Linked DNA regions of Homo sapiens: region 2 is linked to region 1. Evidence: chromatin contacts called from ENCODE Hi-C or POLR2A ChIA-PET data. All regions are on one chromosome and are shown on one strand. The core of a region is the stretch at or near the end of the contact, and the rest is flanking DNA. Distances in the headings are between cores, read along the strand shown.

Region 1 (5,750 bases), core at 1,983-4,482:
CTGTCAGCAGCTCAGAGCCTTTCCCCGGAGTCACCCTGCTTCCCGAGGGGACCCACGTTGCTGCTGGGCAAGCTGAGGCCCCGCCACAACCCCAGCGCCTTCCTCTGCCTCCAGACTCCCTCCTAGCACACCCTCTCCAGCTCCTGCAGTCCCACCAGCAGCTCAGAGCCTCTTCCCTGAGTCACCCTGCTTCCCGAGGGGACCTCCACCCAGGGAATGCCCTTCCAGGCTCCTCTCACTGATTCACCTTCACTCCTCAGAGGTCAGGTGCTGGCTGATAGAGGCAATGAGGTGAGCCCCTCACCTCAGGGCGCTCAGCCCCTGGGAAGGTGATGAAAAAGGGCACCCCAAGGGGTGTCCCAAACTAATAGGTGGATGACTCCCGTGGGAAGATCCAGTCTCCCCTCCCCATGGCCAATTAAATTTGGGGTGTTTTTCTTTACTTTTTTGAGGCAAGGTCTTGCTTTGTTGCTCAGGCTGGAGTGCAGTGGCACAATCACAGCTCACTGCAGCCTTGACCTCCTGGGCTCAAGCAATCCTCCTCCTTCAGCTTCCTGAGGAGGTTTTAATTAAATAAATTAAAAGCTAATTAAAAACATTTTTTTTTTTTTTTGGTAGAGATGGGGTCTCACTGTTTTCCAGGCTGATCTTGAACTCCTGGACTCAAGCAATCCTCTTGCTTCAGCCTCTGGAGTAGCTGGGACTACAGGTGCTTGCTACTATGCCCAGCTATTTTTTTTATTTTTTATTTTTATTTTGTAGTGATGGGGTGTGTTTCCTAGGCTGATCTTGAACTCCTGGGCTCAAGCAATCCTCCTGCCTCGGCCTCCCAAAGTGCTGAGATTATAGGTATGAGCCATTGCACTCAGCCTGGATTGTATTAAGGAAACTAGCTTAGTCACTAAACTGCACTTCTACTTCTGATTGGACAAGATTGGCACTTTGTAAACCAGGTTTTCTGGGATGCTGGTTTCCTTGAAGATGTTTCTAGCTGGTATTATCATATAGGATAGGCTGAGTTATGCTGCATTAACAAGCAAAACCCAAAAGGTTTATTTCTCATTCGTGCTGTATGTCCAGCAAATGTGGCTGGGCTTCATTTTAAGTCGTCCTCACTCCCAGACCTAGCCTGTAGGTGCCCCACCATTGGGGGATCGCTGATTGCCATGGCATGGTTAGAGAAATATGGTTCTTAAAGGTTCTCATCCAGAGTGGCACATCTCTCTTCTGCTCACAATGTGTTGACCAAAGCAAGTCACATGGATGGGAGCAGGGAGATGCAATCCTCTCTTGTGCCCAAAAGAGGAGCACAAGAAATACTGTTGAATAGCATTGCCAGAGGCCACAGAAAAATCTCCAAAACCAAAAATCTCTATGACCCAATAAATTCAAGAAATACTGGGTTAAAGAGAAGGAAACCAGTATATGCACTGTGAGACTTCTCAGTCTTTATTATATACATTGTAACCATCACAGACAGCCTTTAATATATACATCTTAACTATCACAGACAGCCTTCAGTATATTATATACATTATAACCATCACAGACAGCCTTCAATATATTATATACATTATAACCATCACAGACAGCCTTTAATATATACATTATAACTATCACAGCCTTTAATATATTATGTACATTGTAACTATCACAGCCTTTAATATATTATATACATTGTAACTACCACCGCCTTTAATATAGTATACCCATTGTAACTATCACAGCCTTTAATATACACATTGTTAACTACCACAGACAGCCTTTAATATATTATATACATTGTAACTATCACAGATAGCCTTTAATATATACATTGTAACTATCGCAGACAGCCCTTTGTTTGAGGGTAAAGCATGTGACTTTGTTTTCCTCCTGTTCCCTCTGCCATCCTCCAGGGCCTCACACACAATAGGCTCTCAAATATTGCAACCATCTTGCACTCTGCAGGGCAACCTCATGGCTTATCCTTTACAAGTGGCATACTCAGAAGAATAACGAGGAAGAAAGTGTAAGAAAAGAGGGCTGTTTGGGCAAAGAAAATCTGGTTGATTCGATGTTTACAGAGTGCCAGGCCCCATGCTTGATCTCATGAGGTCCTCAGACCTTATGCCTTAGGCTATCATTTCCATTTTACAGATAAGGAATTGAGGCTCAGGGAACTGAGAGTGAGGGAAGGGCAGGGGCCTGGCTGGTGCTGGGTTCTGTCTCTTTCCAGGCAAGAAGGGACATGTGGACTTGAATATTTAGCTCAGGGATGTTGGAGGCCTAGGGTGCTGCTATTTAAATGGAAAGGGTGTCAGGGTTTCTGGGAGGGAGTAAGGGGACAGAAGAAAAGATGCTTCTGTTATCAGAAGGGAGTGGCAACGTGACAGGATACTGAAGCTTCCTCTTTTCTTATTCTGTCTCGTTTCTTTCAATATACTTATCACAATGTGTGGCTGATATTTATTATGCCTTTTTCTTTTCTATTCTCTTTTCTTTTTTGGGGCAGGGGAGCTGTTTTGCCACCAAAACCTAAGCCCATGGCCGTCTTCTTCACCGATATGACTGGTTCTCATGCAAGCACCTAGATGGCCCTCGCCCATAATTACTGGCTGCAGTTGAGTGAATAGCGGTCATTATCTAGCGCCCACCGTGTGCCCGGCCCGGTGCCGGGAGCTTTGCTTTCCGTCTCTCACATTAGGCCCTTTTAATCCAACCCCCAAGAAGGAGACACGACCATCGTCTTCATTTTGACGATTTTGAGTGGGGGTTCCAATGACTTGAACGAAAGGAGCCAGGGCACCAATCCGGGTTTGTGTAGCAGATGCCGGTGAGACCCGACTACTGCAGCTCGGGGGTGGCCGGACCCGGGGTCTCCCCGCTGAGTCTCGGGGCTTCACCGGCGCGTGGGCACAAGCACAGCACCCTCGGGTCGGGGGTGCTAGGAGGGCTAAGAGCAGCAGGACTTGAGTGACACCCAACAGCTGGTCTGATCTCTTTCAGGCGCCAACGCCAGACGCCAGCCTCCCAGCGGACCCTCTCGCAGACCCACCTTCACCCCACGCGCCCTCCCCACACAGTCCACGCGCCAGCAGCTTCGCGGATGTCAGTGAACGCTCTTCGCTTGCGCAGTCAGAACGTCCTCCGCGGCCGTGTGAACATCCGGGTCACAGGCGCATAAGGACCAATGAGCGAAGGCATCGCGAGCCAGGGGGCGCGGAGAAGGCGGGGAATCATGGCCGCCCCCAGTGTTCCGCGTCCGGGGGTTTGTGGGAGTTGCCTTGACCTGCAGCTCCGCCACCGCGGACCCGCCTTCTGCCCTCAGCAGCAGACGCTCTGTCCCGCCCGGGCAGCTCTGCGAGGCAGCGGCTGGAGAGGGAACCATGGGGACTGTGCACGCCCGGGTAAGAGGCCCAGCGACCCGCGGGCTGCGAGGCCTCTGGGCCAGCAGGGCAGACGGGCGCCGCGGGGAGACGCTCTCGTGGCTGCGCCCAGGGTTCACCGGGAGAGAGGGTGCCAAGGGTGCCGGGCTGGGTGGAGGAGGCCGAAAAGAGGTCGCCTCGGGCCAGCGAGTCTTGCAGACCTTCGAGCAGGAACCTGATAGGAGGGACGAGACTTGGCTAAAGGTCACTCGGCGAGTCCGTGGCCCAAAGGACTTGCCAACTTTCTGTGATGTCTTAGACCGCAGTGAATGTGCTCTTTCTTTGCATGATTTTAAGTTTTCTCTCTTTACTGGTCACTTCCAGCCTTTCCCCGCTCAGCCGCTGCTGGAGCCATTGTAGGCTCCTAGAGCAACAAGAATCCTTTGAAGTCTTCTAACTCAAACCTATCTAGGGGTCCTCTTTTCTCCTGTCTACCGTGCAAAAGACGGAACCGCTCTCTGCCTTACTTCCTGTTTTAAAGTGGAGGTAGTAATAGTACCTACCTCGCCTGGCTTAAAAGAGAATTAAAAGACAATGCATGTGAATACTTGGGTGCCTGGCGCCTGACTAACTGTACTGGTTGCCAAACTCCTCTCGTTTATCCTAATCTTAAATAAGGGCCAGATAATGAGTTACTTCTCCAAGGTCACATAGTTACTGGTTCCAAATGGCCTAAAACCTCAGATTTCCTGAGTCTCAGCCCCAACACTACTTTTCTACTGCAACTTTGATTGCTTCACTTGACCTGCATAGACGTTTTCAGTAGTTCCCCATTAACTTCCAAAAAAATTTAGCACAGAAGTCGCAGCCTGACATCGATAATTGGACTTAACTTCCCTTTATATGTCTTTCATTCAGATCAAACACCGTTTCTCTTCTGACATCTCTTTGTGTAACTGTAATAGGTCTGTTGCTCAGTGTGCTCGATAAGTCAATACACTCAGACAGTGGGTTGCAGCAGAGAAAGAGTTTCAGTTGCAGGGCCGCTGAACGAGGAGATGGGAAAAGAGAGGAAACCTCAAATCCATCTCCTTCAGGAGTTTGGACCTCATGTTTTTGCTGAAGTGTGGAGATCCTTGATTGGTGGAAGAGTGAAGGGTGAAGTTATGGGACAGGGAGATGAGGAAACTTCTCATGCTGATTCCGTTCCTCTGTTGCGGGGAGGAGTCTTCAAACTGGTTGGCAGCATCAGTTTTGCTGGAATTCGAGATCTGAAAAACATCTAAAGCAACTCTTAAGCAAAAGCCTTATGATTCTAATTTTAGAAATCCTATCTGTAAAATCAATGGGGATGCAAATAGTATCTGTGACTTTTGGTTACTAGCAAGTAGGTCAGAGTGCAACCTGAGCTCTTCCTGCCATCTTGGCTCCTGTGGCGGCCTGCCGGGAGCAGGACTTCTGAAAGGAAATATGTCTGGAAGGCTGTGGTCCAAGGCCATTTTTGCTGGCTATAAGTGGAGTCTCCGGAACCAAAGGGAGCACACAGCTCTTCTTAAAATTGAAGGTGTTTATGCCCGAGATGAAACAGAATTCTATTTGGGCTCATGTATACAAAGCAAAGAACAACATAGTGACTCCTGGCGGCAAATCAAACAAAGCCAGAGTAATCTGGGGAAAGGTAACTCGGGCCCACAGAAACAATGGCATGATTCGTGCCAAATTCTGAAGCAATCTTCCTGCTAAGGCTGTTGGACACAGAATCCGAGTAATGCTGTACCCCTCAAGGATTTAAACTAATGAAAAGTCAATAAATCAATGTGGATTTGTGCTCTTGAAAAAAAAAAGGCAACTTGATTAATGGTTAATTGTAACTACATTTCTTTTGAGATGGAGTCTCACTGTGTTGCCCAGGCTGGAGTGCAATGGTGCAATCTCCACTCACTGCAACCTCCGCCTCCCAGGTTCAAGCGATTCTCCTGCCTCAGCCTCCCATGTAGCTGGGATTATAGGCGCACGCCACCACACCCAGCCAATTTTTGTATTTTTAGTAGAGACGGGGGTTTCATCATGTTGGCCAGGCTGGTCTTGAACTCCTGACCTCAAGTGATCATCCCGCCTCGGCCTCCCAAAGTGCTGAGATTACAGGTGTGAGCCACTGCGCCCAGCCAATTATAACTACATTTCTGTCCAGATGTCCAGAATAATTTTTTTTGTTGTTGTTGAGACAGAGTCTTGCTCTGTGCCCAGGCTGGAGTGCAGTGGCACGGTCTTGGCTCACTGCAAGCTCCACCTCCCAGATTCACACCATTCTCCTGCTTCAGCCTCCTGAATAGCTGGGACCACAGGCGCCTGCCACCATGTTCGGCTAATTTTTTGTATTAGTAGAGACGGGGTTTCACTGTT
Region 2 (5,750 bases), core at 1,698-4,197, 110 kb after region 1:
AGCAACAGATCCATACATAACTTTTTCTTATATATGTTTCTTTTTAAAGATACGTTATTTAAAATGTATTGTTGATTGATTAACATTGAGCTCACGGCCAACAGCAGTATAAGTGCTGCCTGAATGAAGCTTCTCTGACCTGTGCGTTCTCTGCAAGGCATACCTCAGCCTTCTTGCACTTGGGAACACTAGGAGTACCCCTCGCCACGCGTGGGGACCCATTTTAAACAGCAAAGTTGGCTGGGCACGGTGACTCATGCCTGTAATCCCAGCACTTTGGGAGGCCGAGGCAGGCAGATCACCTGAGGTCAGGAGTTCGAGACCAGCCTAGCTAACATGGGGAAGCCCAGTCTCTACTAAAAGTACAAAAAAATTAGCTGGGCATGGTGGTGTGCTTCTGTAATCCCACCTATTCAGGAGGCTGAGGCTGGAGAATTGCTTGAACCCAGGAGGCAGAGGTTGCAGTGAGCCGAAGTCACGTCACTGTACTCCAGCCTGGGCATCAGAGCAAGACTTCATCTCAAAAACAAAACAAAACAAAACAAAACAAAACAAACCAAAACAGTGAAGTCACCAACAAATAGCAGAAAAATGTGAAAAACATGGCATTAAATAGACCATGAAATGGACACTTGTTTATGATGTGAGACCTCAGACAAGAAGGCAGAGCGCCCCGTGTTTGACCTCAGGTGGGGACACATCCGGCAACTCAGATTCTTTTTTTTTTGAGTGGAGTCTCACTGCGTCACCCAGGCTGGAGTGCAGTGGTGCAATCTCGGCTCACTGCAACCTCTGCCTCCTGGGTTCAAGCAATTCTCCAGCCTCAGCCTCCCGAGTAGCTGAGACTATAGGTGCGCACTACCACACCCAGCTAATTTTTGTATCTTTAGTAGAGACGGGGTTTCACCATATTGGTCAGGCTGGTCTCGAACTCCTGACCTCAGGCGATCCACCCGCTTTGGCCTCCCGAAGTGCTGGGATTACAGGTGTGAGCCACCACACCCAGTCAGATTCTTTGCTTCTGTGTGCAGGTCTGTGAATGAATGTAGGCCAAGAGTATTGATTCTGAGCTTACAAATTTTAGCCAGTAGACACATTTACACATACAGAATCCATGAATCAAGGCGATTGACTGTACTTTGACAATTATTTGTTTAGCACTGTAGGAGGAACCTGCAAACTGTTCCTTCCCTCTGCTCACATACTGCCCAGGGTAAGACTTCTGACACCAGAGGTGCAGGGATGCTTCCTGCCGCACCTGGCAGTTCTCCAGCAGACACCAGCTGGGTGTCCTGCAGTTCAGTTCAATTCTGACACCATCGACCTGGAGAGAGCCTCAGACCCCACAGGTGAGGGCTCAGCCCCACGAGACTGCACCCCAAATCAGGGTCCCCACGACTGCTTCCTCGGTTTTGATTAATTTGCTGGGACTCAGAACTTGGAAATGGGCCAGGCACGGTGGCTCAAGCCTGTAACCCCAGCACTTTGGGAGGCCAAGGCAGGTGGATTGCTTGAGGTCAGGAGTTCGAGACCAACCGGGCCAACATAGTGAAACCCCATCTCTACTAAAAATACAAAAATTGGTTGGGCATGGTGGTGGGCACTGTAATCCCAGCTACTCGGGAGACTGAGGCAGGAGAATTGCTTGAACCTGGGAGGTGGTGATTGCAGTGAGCTGAGATCGCACCACTGCACTCCAGCCTGAGCAACAAGAGCAAAACCCTGTCTGGAAAAAAAAAAAAAAGAACTCAGGGAAACACTGCATTTGTGCTCCCTGGTCTATTATAAAGGAGATGATAAAGGGTGCAGGTGAGCAGAACAGGAGGAGGCACACAGGGTGAGGCCTGGGAGGGCCCCCAGCACAGGAGCTTCTGTTGCCCTGGAGTTGGGGTGTGCCACCCTCCTGGCACCTGGATGTGTTTACCCACCCGGAAGCTCTCTGCACCCTGTAGTTCAGGGATTTTTACGGAGGCTTCATCATGTAGGCATGTCTGGTTATTAGTTCAATCTCCAGCCCCTCTCCCCTTTCTGGAGGGTGGGGTTGGGGGGTGTGGAGCTGAAAGCTCCAGGCTTCTAATTGTGTCTGGGTCTTTCTGGTGCTCAGCCCCCACCCAGGAGCCACCAAGAGTCACCTCATTAGAATAAAACATCCTTTTATCTCCCTGGAAATTCCAAGGGATTAGGAACTTTGTGTCAGGAACCAGGGTCAAAGACTAAATATTAGAACAAAAGATTGTCCTGGCACCTGGAAATTACAAGGTTCTTAGGATCTGTGTGCCAGGGACTGGTGGCAGAGACCAATATGAATATTTCTTTTCTTTTCTTTTTTTTTTTTTGAGATGGAGTCTCGGTCTGTCACCCAGGCTGGAGTGCAGTGGTGTGATCTCAGCTTACTGCAACCTCCGCCTCCCGGGTTCAAGTGATTCTCCTGCCTCAGCCTCCTGAGTAGCTGGGACTACAGGTGTGCACCATCATGCTGGGCTAATTTTTGTATTTTTATTAGAGACGGGGTTTCACTATGTTGGCCAGGCTGGTCTCAAACTCCTGACCTCAGGTGATCCACCTGTCTTGGCCTCCCAAAGTACTGGGATTACAGGCGTGAGCCACCGCGCCTGGCCCAATATGAATATTTCTTATTATTTTACAAGCACTTGCGGTGTGTCCTGTGGTCTCCGTCCTCAGCGTCGTGGTTTAGAGGGTGCCTGACAGGCAGGGTGTGGGGTTAGTGGGGTTGGGGAGTGATTTCCGGGGCACAGTGATCCCCAGAGTATGTGTGGTTGTCCAGTTCACTCACTCCTCGTGGCCTGCTCGGTGCTGGGGGTCCACACTCACAGAGGGCATGGTCTGTGCCCCTTGGGATCAGGCAGCTGCTCCTGGTACAGATGAGTTGGGAGATGACTTCCTCCAGGGCATGTGAGAAGCTCTCAATGACCAGGCCAGCTCGGATTCCCAGTTCTGGCCGAGCCGATGTGCTCTCTGTTGCCACATTCCGTGTCACTTCCCAGGCCTCCCCGGCTTCCCATTCTCGGGGCCAGGTGTTCCGTGGATGGGGTGCGGTGCGGCCTTTGATACCAGAGGCCTGGGATCGCTTTCCTCCTCGGTTTCTGTGTGGTCAGTGGCGCCTTCACCTGTCTCATGCCCTGCCATGCTGCCATGCAAGGGCAGAGGGCTGGTGTTGGGGTGGTGCTGGGGCCTGGGGAGTGGAATATCCTGCTCTGTTAAGATGCTGGGGATCGCATGTGTGATGCTGGCCACGTCAGCCAGTCTTCCTTCCTGCCGAGACCACCAGCCCTCGGTGCAGCCAGCCGTATCACCTGGTTATAGTCACGCCGAAACCCAGCTGTTTGGAAGCGTGGCCGTGGGGCCTTGGATCCCTTTTCCTTTCCACGTGTTTTGTGGAGACGAATAACACAGGCATGCGCCGTGCCCAGGTGGAGGCAATGTTAGGAAAGCAGGAAGGAGCTCAGAGCAGGAAATGTGTGTGGACTCGCGTTTGTTGAAGGGCCTGGCCGAGTTCCCCAGAGGCTGGGGTCAGTGTTCAAGTTCTGATGCTTCACGTCCTTGGAGGCCAAAGGACGTGACCTTGAAGAAGGGGCAGTTCTCACCTGTGGGCCTAGGAGAGGTCGTTGGCCTTAAGACATTACTCCAGGTAATTATATGTGGTTCCTACCTATAATCCCAGCACTTTGGGAGGCAGAGGCTGGAGGATCGCTTGAGCCCAGGATTTGGAGACCACCCTGGGCAACAAAGTGAGACTCCTGTCTCTACAAACAAAAACAAAAACAAAAACAAACAGTTGGCTGGATATGATGGCATGCACCTGTAGTCTCAGCTACTCAGGAGGCTGAGGTGGGAGGATCACTTGAGCCCGGGAGGTGGAGGCCACAGCAAGCTGTGATGGCACTAATGCACTTCAGCCTGGGTGACAGAGTGAGACCCTGTCTAACAGCAACAACAGCAGCAGAACATTAATCCGGATAGTTCTAGGATGAGGGTTCTCAGAGCTAGATGGGCCTTTGCAAGTTCTTTCCACTGATCCCCAGGTTTGGTTGATTGTATGAAACCAAGAGGAAATGTACAGGGTTTTTGTGAAGAAAGGAAAGTGTCATTTCTTTGGGTTTTACTTTGAATGGCATTGGATGAGGTCCTCAGAGCTTATGTGGGGCCAGCCCAGCCTGCCCCATGTGCCCCACTGAGACCCTGGAAACTTGGCTTTCTCCCACTGCTCCCCCAGTGCTCACTGACTAGTTTTGGGGTTTTGTGGGGACCCTTTGTCTATCTGCTTCGTCTTCCCCAGATGAATCAGGGGACGTGGTGGTACCATAGTGGTGCTGAGGGCAGCTTCTGGGTGGGGGTTCTCAGAAGGAGAAGTCTGTCCAGGAAGATTATATTTTATTACCTTCTCCCTCATCTTATTTATTTTCTGTTTTTTTAGAGGCTGGGTCTCTATGTTGCCCAAGCTGGTCTCGAACTCCTGGGCTCAAGCGATCCTCCTGCCTCGGCCTCCCAAAGTGCTGGGATGCAGGTGTGAGCCACTACGCCCAGCCTCCCACCTCTTTCTTATTTCTTTATTGTTTATTTCAACAGGTTTTTGGGGAACAGGTGTGTTTGGTGACATGAATAAGCTCTTTAGTGGTGATTTGTGAGATTTTGGTGCACCCATCACCCGAGCAGTGTACACTGCACCCAATATGTAGTCTTTTTATCCCTCACCTACCTCCCACCCTTTCCCCAAGTCCCCAAAGTCCATTGTATCATTCTTATGCCTTTACATCCTCATAGCTTAGCTCCTGCTTCTGAGTGAGAACATACGATGTTTGGTTTTCTATTCCTGAGTTACTTCACTTAGAATAATGGTCTCCAGTTCCATTTCCATCCAGGTTACTGCGAATATCATTATTTTGTTCCTTTTTATGGCTGATTAGTATTCCATGGTGTGTGTGTGTGTGCATGTGTGTGTGTGTGTGTGTGTATACACTGAAATTTCTTTATCCACTCATTGATTGATGGGCATTTGATTGGTTCCATATATTTGCAATTGTGAATTGTGGTGCTATAAACGTGTGTGAAGTATGTTTTTTGTCTGATGACTTCTTTTCCCTTGGGTAGATACCCAGTAGTCTCCTACTTCTTTTTAAAGGAAGCCTTGCTCTTTCTTAAAAGCTGCTAAAAAGGAATGAGAGTGGCGCTACAGCAAACATCTATTGAGCGCCTACTGTGTACCAGGTGGGTGGCTATGGTGGAATCTACCACTTCTTAAAAGTCACCATCCAAGTTACCGTTTTTCTGAAATACTTTGTCTTTCAACTGAGTGCTTTGTTTTTAGTGATGGCCAGTGAAGGGCCCAATTCAAACAGAAGCAGAGCCGGGGGATACTGAAGGGCCTTTCTCCCTGTGAGCCCCTTAGAACTCAGGCAGAAATATTTTAGCAAAAAGTCGAATCTGTACTTCTCTGGCTTTTAATGGGTTATATTGAAAAGGATATGACCTGCCTCTAAGGTTGTAACTTACGTTTGGCTCAGTCTTAATTATCTTAACAAGGGGTGCCTCCCCACCCATCATCCCCATACCTTGTATTTATGCATGTATTGACTTTTCTCCCACTTTGATAGCTTGAAGGCAGGGCTGCAGTGTTTCTCACCTTGGCACCCCAGGCTTGAGTGATGCCTGGCACACAGTAGGTGCACGGCACACATCTGAGTTGAGATCCTGATACGCACCCTGTATAAGACCTTCAACAGCCTGTCGAC

The links. A loop is a pair of places that touch in the nucleus more often than their neighbours do. ChIA-PET counts read pairs that join two places held with the same protein, here RNA polymerase II (POLR2A). Pooled maps may share reads with other maps.
Region 2: a loop to region 1 is called in a pooled map, with 3 times the contacts of the local background. The contact joins the enhancer-like site here to the promoter of SAMM50 in region 1. A Hi-C loop is called at or near these places in 2 of 50 pooled maps. POLR2A ChIA-PET finds 5 or more read pairs at or near these places in 3 of 52 experiments (AG04450, HEK293T and endothelial cell of umbilical vein).

Annotation. Positions count from the first base shown.
Region 1 is chr22:43,952,210-43,957,959 of GRCh38, forward strand. It overlaps SAMM50 (SAMM50 sorting and assembly machinery component), which reads left to right and starts at 3,233. Exons shown (of 15, transcript NM_015380.5): 1 at 3,233-3,389. The coding sequence starts at 3,369. It also overlaps the pseudogene RPL35AP36. RefSeq lists enhancers at 2,458-3,210, 2,878-2,927, 3,008-3,087, 3,211-3,962, 3,768-3,977 and a silencer at 3,051-3,325.
Region 2 is chr22:44,060,909-44,066,658 of GRCh38, forward strand. All of the region lies in intron 1 of PARVB (parvin beta), which reads left to right. Among named protein-coding and RNA genes, the nearest start is that of PARVB, 39 kb to the left of the region's middle. RefSeq lists an enhancer at 3,017-3,516. Within about 2 kb of position 2,948, at least 3 of the 41 ENCODE cell types and tissues checked have a DNase peak (open chromatin) inside an H3K27ac peak, as active enhancers do.